Linked DNA regions of Homo sapiens: all the other regions are linked to region 1. Evidence: chromatin contacts called from ENCODE Hi-C or POLR2A ChIA-PET data. All regions are on one chromosome and are shown on one strand. The core of a region is the stretch at or near the end of the contact, and the rest is flanking DNA. Distances in the headings are between cores, read along the strand shown.

Region 1 (3,469 bases), core at 289-2,788:
GTGCAAAAGATTTCAGCTTCAAGCCACACTATTACAAAACTTGTAAGCATTTTGCAAGAGCCATGTGACACACATATGACAGTCAGCTAAACTGGTGGGTGGACCTTTTAGGGGAAAATGTCTAGCAGTAATTGACCAAACCAGCAAATAAACTCAACTTTTACAACAAATACTGATGTTCCCCCATCCCTCAAAGGCCTTTGACACTGAAAAGGAATACCAATTCGGTCTCTTCCAATTATTCATTACTTTACATGCATGTAAACTGTAGAGGAAATTTTTAAAGGGCCATTGAGGAGAGCCCAACAAACTCTACCCAAGGGAAGTGAACACCAGTTCCCAGGAAAGGTGCCAGGTGTGTCACATCTGCTGTGGTGACTTCTTGAGTAAGCAAGAAAAAGAAATGCATTAACTTTTCATGACACGTCATGGAACCTCATTCCCTATCTGCAAGCATCCAAGCAGGTAATCCAAAACCTACATACAGATCTATCATAGGTCCCGTTCGTTTCTCTTTCAACTTGACAGCAAGCTTCCTTTAATCTGCGAGTATCAAAAAGACATTTCTTGGCTTTAGTTTTTTTTTTTTCCCTTGACCCACAGAAGACAAAATGACTTAGGTGTCCTCTTTAAAAAAAAAAAAAACAAAATTCTCACAAATGCCCAGGTTTTTATAGGAGGGCAATGGACCCGGCGAGCTCTTAAACAACTCCTCCAAGACACAACTCAAAAAGAGAACTAATAAATGTTCAGTTGCTTCTCACCATCTACTCATTCCCCTCAATCCCACGCAGTCCCGAAAAGCATCCATATTACCTGAAACCTGGCGGGGAGGATGGAAGGAGAGAGAGCCAACAAGCTCAGGATTTACAAGTAAAGCTGGTTTCTACCCCGAAGATCCTGACAGCTCCGCAGAGTGCGGGCGCAGGGTCTGACAGTGCCCTCTAGAAGGGCTCTCCCACCCCATCCCCTCCCCTTAGAGACAAGTCCTCCTTCAAAAGTCACTGCCTCCGAGAGAAGATACCCCTTCACACCGCCCCAGGCCCCTCGGCAGGCTTCCTCAGCACCCGCCCCGCAGTCAGGCCCTCTAACCTGACCCGGTCCAGGCCCGGGCGGCTCACCCCTCCGGCCCGACCCCTCCCCCGCGCGGCCGCCCCTCCGCGTCAGACAATGGGGCCCGACTCCCGGCCGCCAGCCTCTCCTGACCCATCACCCTCGCCTCACCCCAGCCGATGCCCCGACTTCTGCCCCAACCCTCCTCGACCCCTTTAAGATCCCCCAAGCTGGCCCACGGACCCAGCCGACCGGTGCTCTCCTGAACTCACTATTCGGGATTCATGCTGGACATGTCACTGCAGCTGCCGCCGCCGCCACCGCCGCCCTTGCTGCCGCAGCCGCCGCCCTGACTCTCCGCGCCACGGGTAATCGAAAGAAAGGAATGAGATAGGCTGTTCCGGGAGAGCAAACGTCTTCCCCTACTCCGTCCCCTAGAACACAATCAGCAGCCGCCGCCACTCAGCTATCGCTTCCACCCAAAATGGCCGCCGGCGAACCAGGAAATAGGGAAGCCTTAGACCGAGGGGCCTTTACACGGCCCAGAGGGCGGCCGCACCGCCTGGCATGCCGGGAAAGGGAGTCGCGAGCGCGGCTACGCGAGCTGAGGACAGACAGTGCGACGCAAGGCCAGGACTCAGCTTCCCGCCAAGCGCCGCGCCTCTGGGGCATGCGTACCTGAAGGGTTGTCGCCCGCCCCATTCCCCACTCCCTCACCTCCCCACCCTCGGCCCCTCCCTGCTCCCCTCCCCTCTGACTCGCTGGCTAGGACTTCGCTCGGACTCCCCCTGGCGGATTGGCTAAGGCCGAGCTGCCCTAGTGATGTCATCAGTGAGACGTGGCAGCCGGGCGAGTCAGCGCCCCACGGGGGAGGGGGCGGAGAGGGGCGGAGGGTGGTGCCGGCGGCCGACGGAGGCTGGGGGTCGGGGGAGGCAAGGGACCGGGGGGAGTGGTCAAACCGGAGGGACTGCCGGGGGTGCGGGGGCGGGGAGGGGGCCGGGGTACGAGCGTGTCGGCTCCTGCCTCCGTTGCGGCTGTTGCTGACCTGACCAGCTTGAGGCTTGCGCCACCCTGGTGGCGCTGGTTGGGGGCTGGTAGGAGGACGTCCGCTCTAAGAACAGAAGGGAAGTCAAGGGGCTCCCTGGACGGCACGGAGCGGTTCTTCTCGTCACTCACCCATCCCCACCTGGGTTCGGTCATCGTCCATTGTTGGCCCCGCGCACTACCATTTTCTTCTTAGATTTCTTCCCATTCTTACTGTGCCCCGCTCTTAACTCGTCAGCCTGGCTATTGCAGTAGTCTCCAAATGGACTCTACCTCTCTCTCTCCTCTCCGCCCCAGCCCATTTGCACACACAGTCGGATGTATCTTTCTGAGACAGCACCTGCATCGTGACCCCACAACCTTCAATGGCTCCACATCCCATGGATGGGAGGGACACAGCCCAGAGCCAGCCTAAAATCCAATTCCTACCTTCGTCCCGGCCTTCAGGTTGAATTGTAATGTATTATCTTTTAGTTGCTACTAACCCTGAGCCATTCTGCAAGACTGGAAAATAATAAGCAATAAAAATAGGCAATTCATCACTATATAGTGCCTACAATTTCTGGGAGTAATATTAACTCATTTTTAAAAAACCTATGGCCTTAACAGCTCTCTTTAATCAGCTCAGGAATTTAAATCTCCGCTAAACTTTAACACATTATCTTGAGTTATTTAATTACAAAGGGCATAGTGTAATACATTGTCCAAAGTTTATCTTCCAACTTCTAAGAACTAAGAAAATTGTCTCCTGAGACTTACTGCAGAATCACTTTAAATTCCTACAACGCCAAAATATAGAAAGAAGGCACTTATTTCTACCCATACACTAATTACACCCCTTAGCCCTCAAATTCTGCCATGGGCCTTAGTTGATGAACTTATCAAAAGTTACCCGAGTTTGGTTTCTGAAATGAACATGTTGGTTTCTGAAATGAACACGGTCACCACCCCAGGAATACCCTGAATGGTTCAGTAATAGGCACCAAAAAGTGTTCGTTACCCTGGACTCTAAAGCCCATTAAAAAAAAAAAAAGCTTATTTTGATTTCAAATAAAAACTCAGAAAACTGGCCAGGCTCGGTGGCTCATGCCTGTAATCTCAGGAATTTGAGAGGCCAAAACGGACAGATCACGAGGTCAGGAATTCAAGACCAGCCTGGCCAACATGGTGAAACACTGTCTCTACTAAAAATACAAAAATTAGCCAGGCATGGTGGCGCGTGCCTGTAATCCCAGCTACTCGGGAGGCTGAGGCAGGAAAATTGCTTGAACCCGGGAGGCGGAGGCTACAGTGGGCCGAGAGGCCACTGCACTCCAGCCTGGGCGACAGAGCAAGATTCTGTCTTGAGGGGAGAAAAAAAATCTCAGAAAAC
Region 2 (3,469 bases), core at 415-2,914, 1.0 Mb before region 1:
GGTGGCCGGCACCTGTAATCCTAGCTACTTGGGGAGGCTGAGGCAGGGAGAATTGCTTGAAGCCGGGAGGCAGAGGTTGCAGTGAGCCGAGATCACACCACTACCCTCCAGCCTGGGCGACAGAATGAAACTCCGTCTCAAAAAAAAAAAAAAAAAAAAAAGTAGATAAAATTTGAGGATAAAACATTAAAGAATACTTATATAAGAGTAATTCTGAAAGTGGGGGTGACAGACAGAATAACAGAGTTCAGTGATGCAGAGTTTTGCTGTTCTGATTTGCTATAGGGCAGTGCTTAGAGAAAACAGAGAAGGGAATGGAACATAGGTTTATTAACCAGTGGTCTCTAAAGTGTGGTAGCACAGCAGGGTGTGGTGGCTCAACACCTGTAATCCAAGCACTTTGGGAGGCTGAGGCAGGAGGATTGCTTAAGAGCAGGAGTTTGAGACCAGCCTGGGAAATCTAGTCAGACGGCGTCTCTACTGAAAATGAAAAAAATTAGCCAGGAATGGTGGTGTGTATCTGTAGTCCCAGCTACTCAGGAGGTAGAGGTGGAAGAATTGCTTGAGCCTGGGAGGTTGAGGCTGTGGTGAGCTGTGATTGCACCACTGCAGTCCAGCCTCGGCAACAGAGCAAGACCCTGTCTTAAACAAAAAAAGAAGTGGTAGCACAAGATGATCCATTGCAACGAAGGGCCAAAGTGTTAGAGTTATGTTGAGCTTATAACCTTAGAGACATAATAAGTGGACTTTCACCAGTGCCCTCAGTCTGGGTCAGACGGGAAGAGTGAAGTGGGACACTCAAATGTTAGAAGTAATTAATCCTAGCACTTTGGGAGGCCAAAGTGGGCGGATCACAAGGTCAGGAGATCGAGAGCATCCTGACCAACATGGTGAAACCCTGTCTCTACTAAAAATACAAAAACTAGCTGGGCATGGTGGCGGGCGCTTGTTATCCCAGCTACTTGGGAGGCTGAGGCAGGAGAATGGCGTGAACCCGGAAGGTGGAGCTTGCAGTGAGCCGAGATCACGCCACTGCACTCCAGCCTGGCGACAGAGTGAGACTCCGTCTCAAAAAAAAAAAAAAAAAGAAGAAGTAATTACATACTTACATTATTATTTATTCCTACCCTGCTTTACATGTACTAGAAGACTTTTACATGAGGGAAGTAAGCAAAGAAGGTTGCAAGAGGATAACCTAGTAAAAGAACTCTGATGTCTGAATGGCTTCCCTTCATGTCTTGCTTCATTACCCTAACATTTTAGATAAAGGGAAATTTAATTCCTTGAACAAATTAAGTAGCATTTAAATATAAAGATTACTTTGATAAAAGAGTTAAGCCATAAAGATTATCTTTCTTGAGAATGCATTTAGAAGACCTAAATACAACTTTTTCTCCTCCTTGGCCAGAATACTGACATTCCCTTAATACAACTAAGTAAAAGTGTTCTATTAGGCCATGACAAAATAACAGTTCTGCTTGAACAGCAAACACCCAACTGATCATTTAAATTGCCTGAATTTTTAAAACTTGAATTTGATAGAAAATGAGCCAGGTTTTTCCCTGTTAGAAGAGATTGTTTTTACCTGTTAGAAGAAAATGCAGGCAACTTTGGGAAGGACGTGCAACTTTTATGGTTACGAAGCCACTATTTAAATAGTCTAACATGCAACTTACAGGTGCCAACTCCCTAGCAAGGCTTAACTTAGAAAAGGCCTCAATTATTCAACCACTAACAAAGTTCCTTTATTAGTAAGAGATGCTTTTAAAAAAGAACCAGATACTTTAAAGTGTTACATTAAATGCAAACTCTTCATCTATTTCAAATGAGTATTTTTGGAGTGTGGAATAGAGTTGTTCACAGTTTTCACTTCTGGTTTCTCATTCTCGATTATGCAAAAATGAACTCACAGAGACGAATTCAATTATGTATTTTGAAAAGTATTTACTTAGTTTAAATAAATTAATTGCAAATAAAAATTAAGCTACAATATATAGCCTGAATAAAAATGACTAGAACAAATACAACACAGGACTTGCTTTCTTGCATTAGTCACAAAGCATGTGACAATCTAGAAAACTTCAAAATCAATTACATTTCTTTGAAAAAGGGGTAACAGCAGTTACTGATACATCACAACTAATAAACTTATAATACAAGTTTCCTGACATGCATTTCCTGAGTGAACCCAAATGATCATTTTTTAAAACAAGGAAGTTTCGACAGTTGAAGTAAAATAAAATAATTCATGGCTTCTAAGCAACAAGTTTTGTTTTTTAAAAACCAAAAGAAAATTCAGAACAGTTTTGTAATAGGATAAATTAAAGGTATGCTACCACATATAAAACTTTGCTACAGTCAGTTAAGTATTATACAACTTTTCAAACTAAAGGAAAACAAATCAAAATATTAAAAGAAGATACTGTCTAATCTAAAAGTGTACTGGTTTCTACAAGTGTCAAAAAAAGATTTGATGTAGTGCAACTGTCTATACTTGTGGTGCCTTTGAAAAAAGGGTGGGAAGGAGGGGAGAGAAGAAACTTTTCTTGCTTCTGGAAGCAAAAGACATATTGGAATTAGAGAATAAACAGACCATGCAGTGCGTCACTCCACGCTGCAGTCATTGGTGCTCATCTGCCAACCAAACATTTCCTTAAGTCTCACTGTGGCAATCTCCTTAGGATTCAAACCCAGAGTTAAGGCTGGTCTGCTAAAAACGGGGGCACTATTGTCATTCAACCCTTTAGATCTCTAGATTTCCTAATGCCCGAATAAGGCCAAATACAGAATAATTAATTAAGCATTTCTTTTTCCAAAAGCAAATCAAGTCACTCTCCTTTCTTGCTAATTTATACTTTTTCTTATGGCAATGATTTTTTTCTAGAAACAGTGAACAGATGAACCACAGTTTATATCCAAAAAATAAACTTGCCAAATGCTGCTGATACTAAAAACAGATTAGTTATCATGGGAGAAAAATAGATAATCTAGATTAAATTGCATATCCAAAGGAGCATATAAAATGTTTCTTAGCATTAAGTTTTTGTTATAGTACTACGCTCGAGAGAAACATTAAGAAAAAATCTTTCCTGATTATCTTCAATGTTGTTAAAAACAAACACCTTTCACGCGGGTAATTAGTATGAATTTGGTCTTACAAATTACAAAGTATTCTAATTTACCAAATTCCATATTTAGATTGGGGTGGGGAGAGAGGCTCTCTCGTCCTTCTTCCTAACTTTGCAAATCCTTGAGCTAGGTTGCTCACTAAGCTACCATTCACACCAAGGGTGTGACACCATCGTTACCATGCTACTCTATCAAGAACATTCTAAGGTATTTTCTATAATAAAGATAAATAGAAAAAAGTTAATATACATGTCGCTGTATTTTACAATGTTTGCAACAAACTGTAAACTAACATAGTTTGAACCAACAGTACCCTCAGTTATACAAAACAATTTCAGCA
Region 3 (3,469 bases), core at 289-2,788, 1.0 Mb before region 1:
TAGTACCAGTTATTTATATACATAAATGACCCAAGATAGTTTTCAAAATTTAAAAATGGCATATAATCAATCAATATACAACTGGCCTTATTAAACTGCAAATAAAATGCTGTGACAGCTATTCTTCCTGGAACTTTTTTTTTTATGTGTTCTCTGAAGAAAGATTCATGATCTTCCCAAAGGTTTATACTCTTTAACAAAGACCAGTACCTAGACAATGCTTTCCTACTCACTGTCTTTATATATTCTCTCTATATTTTAAAATCTGAGTAAAAGAATTCTTCAAAATGAATTCCTAGGCTGGGCATGGTGGCTCATGCCCGTAATCCCAGCACTTTGGGAGGCCAAGGTGAGAGGATCACTTGAGGCCAGGAGTTTGAGACCAGCCTGCGCAACATAGTAAGACTCCCGTCTCTACAAAAGATTTAAAAAAAAAAAAGTAAAAACAGAAAACATTAGCCAAATGTCATGGCATGCACCTATAGCCCCAGCTACTCAGAAAGCTGAGGTGGGAGGATCACTTGTGCCCAGGAGTTTGAGGCTACAGTGAGCTGTGATCCTCCAGCCTGGGTGACGGAGAGAAACTCTGTCTCAAAAAAAAAGAAAAAAAAAAAAAAATTCCTGAAGTCATGTACTTGAGAACTTTAAATGAGTATGTACATAAAAAACATCCGAATGTCTCGATTACTGGCTTCATTTGTTGGTCTTCAATTAAGTTAGTTTGACCTCATGTATTCAGCCCTATCCCAATGTTATCTAGCACCAAGAACATGAAATAGCACCATTAATTCTACTCAAGACTAGAAGAAATGCTAAAGAAAATCTTCCTAATAAAACTGTCTTCTATTTTATCTATTACTTTGAAACTTTGCTTGATACTCGAAAGCATGTTGCTCTCATTAGCAGGAACTAAACTTCCAGAGTTAAAAAAAAATTTTAAAATAAACATATTCTGGAATAGTGTTATTTTCTTTGTGGGCTGGGAGAACATGAAAAGTTACTCATAAAATATGTATTTATTAGGAATAGTATTATTAATTTGACTGTTAAACATTCTAATCATTTCCTTTTTAAGGGCCAGTGAAATACAATTATTTTCATATCAAGTCTTCCCAAAGGAAAGACTTTGTATAATATCTGTCAGTTTCACCTAAAGAAGAAAAACTGAGAAATCAATCTTTGTCTCTCAACCTAACAAATGTTTTCTTTCATTATTTACATCACACACAGCCTTTTGCTTACTACCTACTAAACACAAGTACAAAATTCCTGCCCTAAAAAAAAAAGCAAAACAAATACTAAGCAAGGGACAAAACAAATCTTATGCAGATTGTTTACATATCTTCTGAGCACTTCTATTTTAGTGGGCAAGTGGGTAGGCATAATGGGGTACTGAGAAAAAAAGGAAAATGTTTTAAAACATGAAAATGTTATAACATTTTTTTATGATGAAAAACAATGTGGACTGCATATATTATCTCAGATAAAACAGATTTCCATCTATACTAGAGTTTCCTTGTGGCTGATTTCAAAAGGATGACTCAAACAGAAAGAACTGCTTTAGTATGTTTGCGGTGGAACCATTTTATGAAACCAATTCAGCTGATGACTGGAGTTTAATTCATAGCAGTTTCTTGATAAGAGTGAAAATTTAATCACCTTCTTCATTCTTTTGCAACCAGCAGGAGTAACACATAGCATTTTTACATAAAAGGAGAAATAATGGTGTGCAGTAGTAGTTGGAGGTTACTACTTTCTGCTAGTGTCTTTTAGCTTCTCAACACAGCAGTGGAGGAAGTGAAGTCTATGTTCCCCTTCCCAAGATACAGGACACCACCTGTGTAAATTCCCACCCTCCTCTCTTAGAGAAGCCAAATAGCATGCTGATAGTATATCACCTACAGGGATAACTTATTTCATCCTGATGGAAAAGGAGTTAACATCTTTCCTAGGGACAGTATTTGTTCCTTTAACTGGGGCTTCTCAACTTGGGCATTACTGACATTTTGACATTGTGGGGCACTGGCCTGTGCATTGTAGGGGGTTCAGCAGTATCTCTGGCCTTTCTGTTCTACCTAGATGCCAGTAGAACATTCTAGTTGTGACTTTAAAAATGCCTCAACTTCCTATCTCCCCACTACTCACTCCCCTACCTTGTGAGAACCACTGCTCTAATCTTGAAGACAACATACATTGTTCTTAGGATGGAAATTTCCCCTTTTTTTGGCATACTTCTTGGCACACAGTAAGGTACTTAATGTTTGCTTACTAACATTATACTGATACTGATAATAAAAGGTTATTTATACTAAGACTTGTGTTAGTAAAGGCCGTGTAGTTGAAGGCGGGTGTAGTTTCAGTATTTTACTAGAATTGATAGGGGCTGAGAGTGAGAATGAGAATCTTGCCTTGATGGCAATTAATGATTAATGTTTCTGTACATTTAAAATATTTTAATATTGTGGCTACCTCTCTCAAATGGTTGAAGGAAAGCGACTAGAGCTGGAGTGGCCACAGAAGTAGCTATAAGGCTACTGCTGGGTAGCCTGCTGTTTAGAGAAAGGCAAATCTTTGGAGGCTAGATAAGTATCTTCTGGACTAAGGGGCCCATATTTAGAAAAATTAAAAGCAGGTTTTGGCAAGCATGGGAGAATTCTTTTAGGTCAACAGAGGGTGTCAATTTGAATCAACCTTGGGGTAAGGTCTATCTTGAACTTGCATAGAATGGTAATTAGCCAAATGCTTTCACGTAAGATTATTTTATTTGACCCCCATAATAGCCCTGTGAATTGGGTAGGAAAGTCTGAACTCTATTTTCCAGATAAGGGAACTGAGTAGGTCAGAAAAGCCCAGTGACTGAAGGCCAAAGAACTCTGGCAGAGCTAGGACTGAGATCCACATGTTAACTCAACATACATTACCCCATTTAATTTCTATTACAACTATAAAGTACAATCATTTGTCCCCATTTTATAAATGGAGAAACTGAAGCTACCAGAGGTAAAGTGGTCCAGATTTTCTAATGTCATTACTCCACACCCTAGACAAGGTAGAATGGGGCTAATTCCTAAACAGACTAAAAGACCCTATTACAGGACCATTTAGAAGACTAGAATGTATTCACATGTAAAATAAACTGTAAAAAAGTTATACTTCAGCATAGATTAGTAACAACTATTCAATTATGAGTAGTGCTGAGATTATCTGAACCTTTGTCACTTCCTCAATGTTCATTGTATTTGTCAACCATTTCCTGGTAGTGACCAACGACAAATATTTCAGTAAATAAAGTGGACTTTGTGTGCTTATTTTAAAAATGAGGACAGAAAGGAACCTAAGGGTGGAAAATCAGGGTATTTCACAAAGGTAAATTCCTGGTACTACCAGGAAGAAAAACATACACATTAGAAGTGAGTCCAGACAGTTTAGGAACAGACAGGGTCACGTGCTCCCTGATTGTGGAAGGAGA

The links. A loop is a pair of places that touch in the nucleus more often than their neighbours do. ChIA-PET counts read pairs that join two places held with the same protein, here RNA polymerase II (POLR2A). Pooled maps may share reads with other maps.
Region 2: a loop to region 1 is called in a map with no recorded cell type, with 5 times the contacts of the local background. The contact joins the enhancer-like site here to the promoter of RAB1A in region 1. A Hi-C loop is called at or near these places in 1 of 37 single-sample maps with no recorded cell type and 1 of 50 pooled maps. POLR2A ChIA-PET finds 5 or more read pairs at or near these places in 2 of 52 experiments (AG04450 and T-cell).
Region 3: a loop to region 1 is called in a pooled map, with 6 times the contacts of the local background. The contact joins the enhancer-like site here to the promoter of RAB1A in region 1. A Hi-C loop is called at or near these places in 5 of 50 pooled maps. POLR2A ChIA-PET finds 5 or more read pairs at or near these places in 2 of 52 experiments (AG04450 and T-cell).

What each region holds. Positions count from the first base shown.
Region 1 is chr2:65,128,568-65,132,036 of GRCh38, forward strand. RAB1A (RAB1A, member RAS oncogene family) reads right to left here and starts at 1,539. Exons shown (of 6, transcript NM_004161.5): 1 at 1,326-1,539. The coding sequence starts at 1,348. RefSeq lists enhancers at 807-1,321, 1,318-1,577, 1,322-1,835 and silencers at 1,138-1,187, 1,688-2,037.
Region 2 is chr2:64,090,932-64,094,400 of GRCh38, forward strand. PELI1 (pellino E3 ubiquitin protein ligase 1) reads right to left here. Exons shown (of 7, transcript NM_020651.4): 7 at 1,721-3,469. Among named protein-coding and RNA genes, the nearest start is that of PELI1, 52 kb to the right of the region's middle. Within about 2 kb of position 1,665, at least 3 of the 41 ENCODE cell types and tissues checked have a DNase peak (open chromatin) inside an H3K27ac peak, as active enhancers do.
Region 3 is chr2:64,112,698-64,116,166 of GRCh38, forward strand. The region is part of intron 1 of PELI1 (pellino E3 ubiquitin protein ligase 1); the gene reads right to left. Among named protein-coding and RNA genes, the nearest start is that of PELI1, 30 kb to the right of the region's middle. RefSeq lists an enhancer at 1,427-1,506. Within about 2 kb of position 1,539, at least 5 of the 41 ENCODE cell types and tissues checked have a DNase peak (open chromatin) inside an H3K27ac peak, as active enhancers do.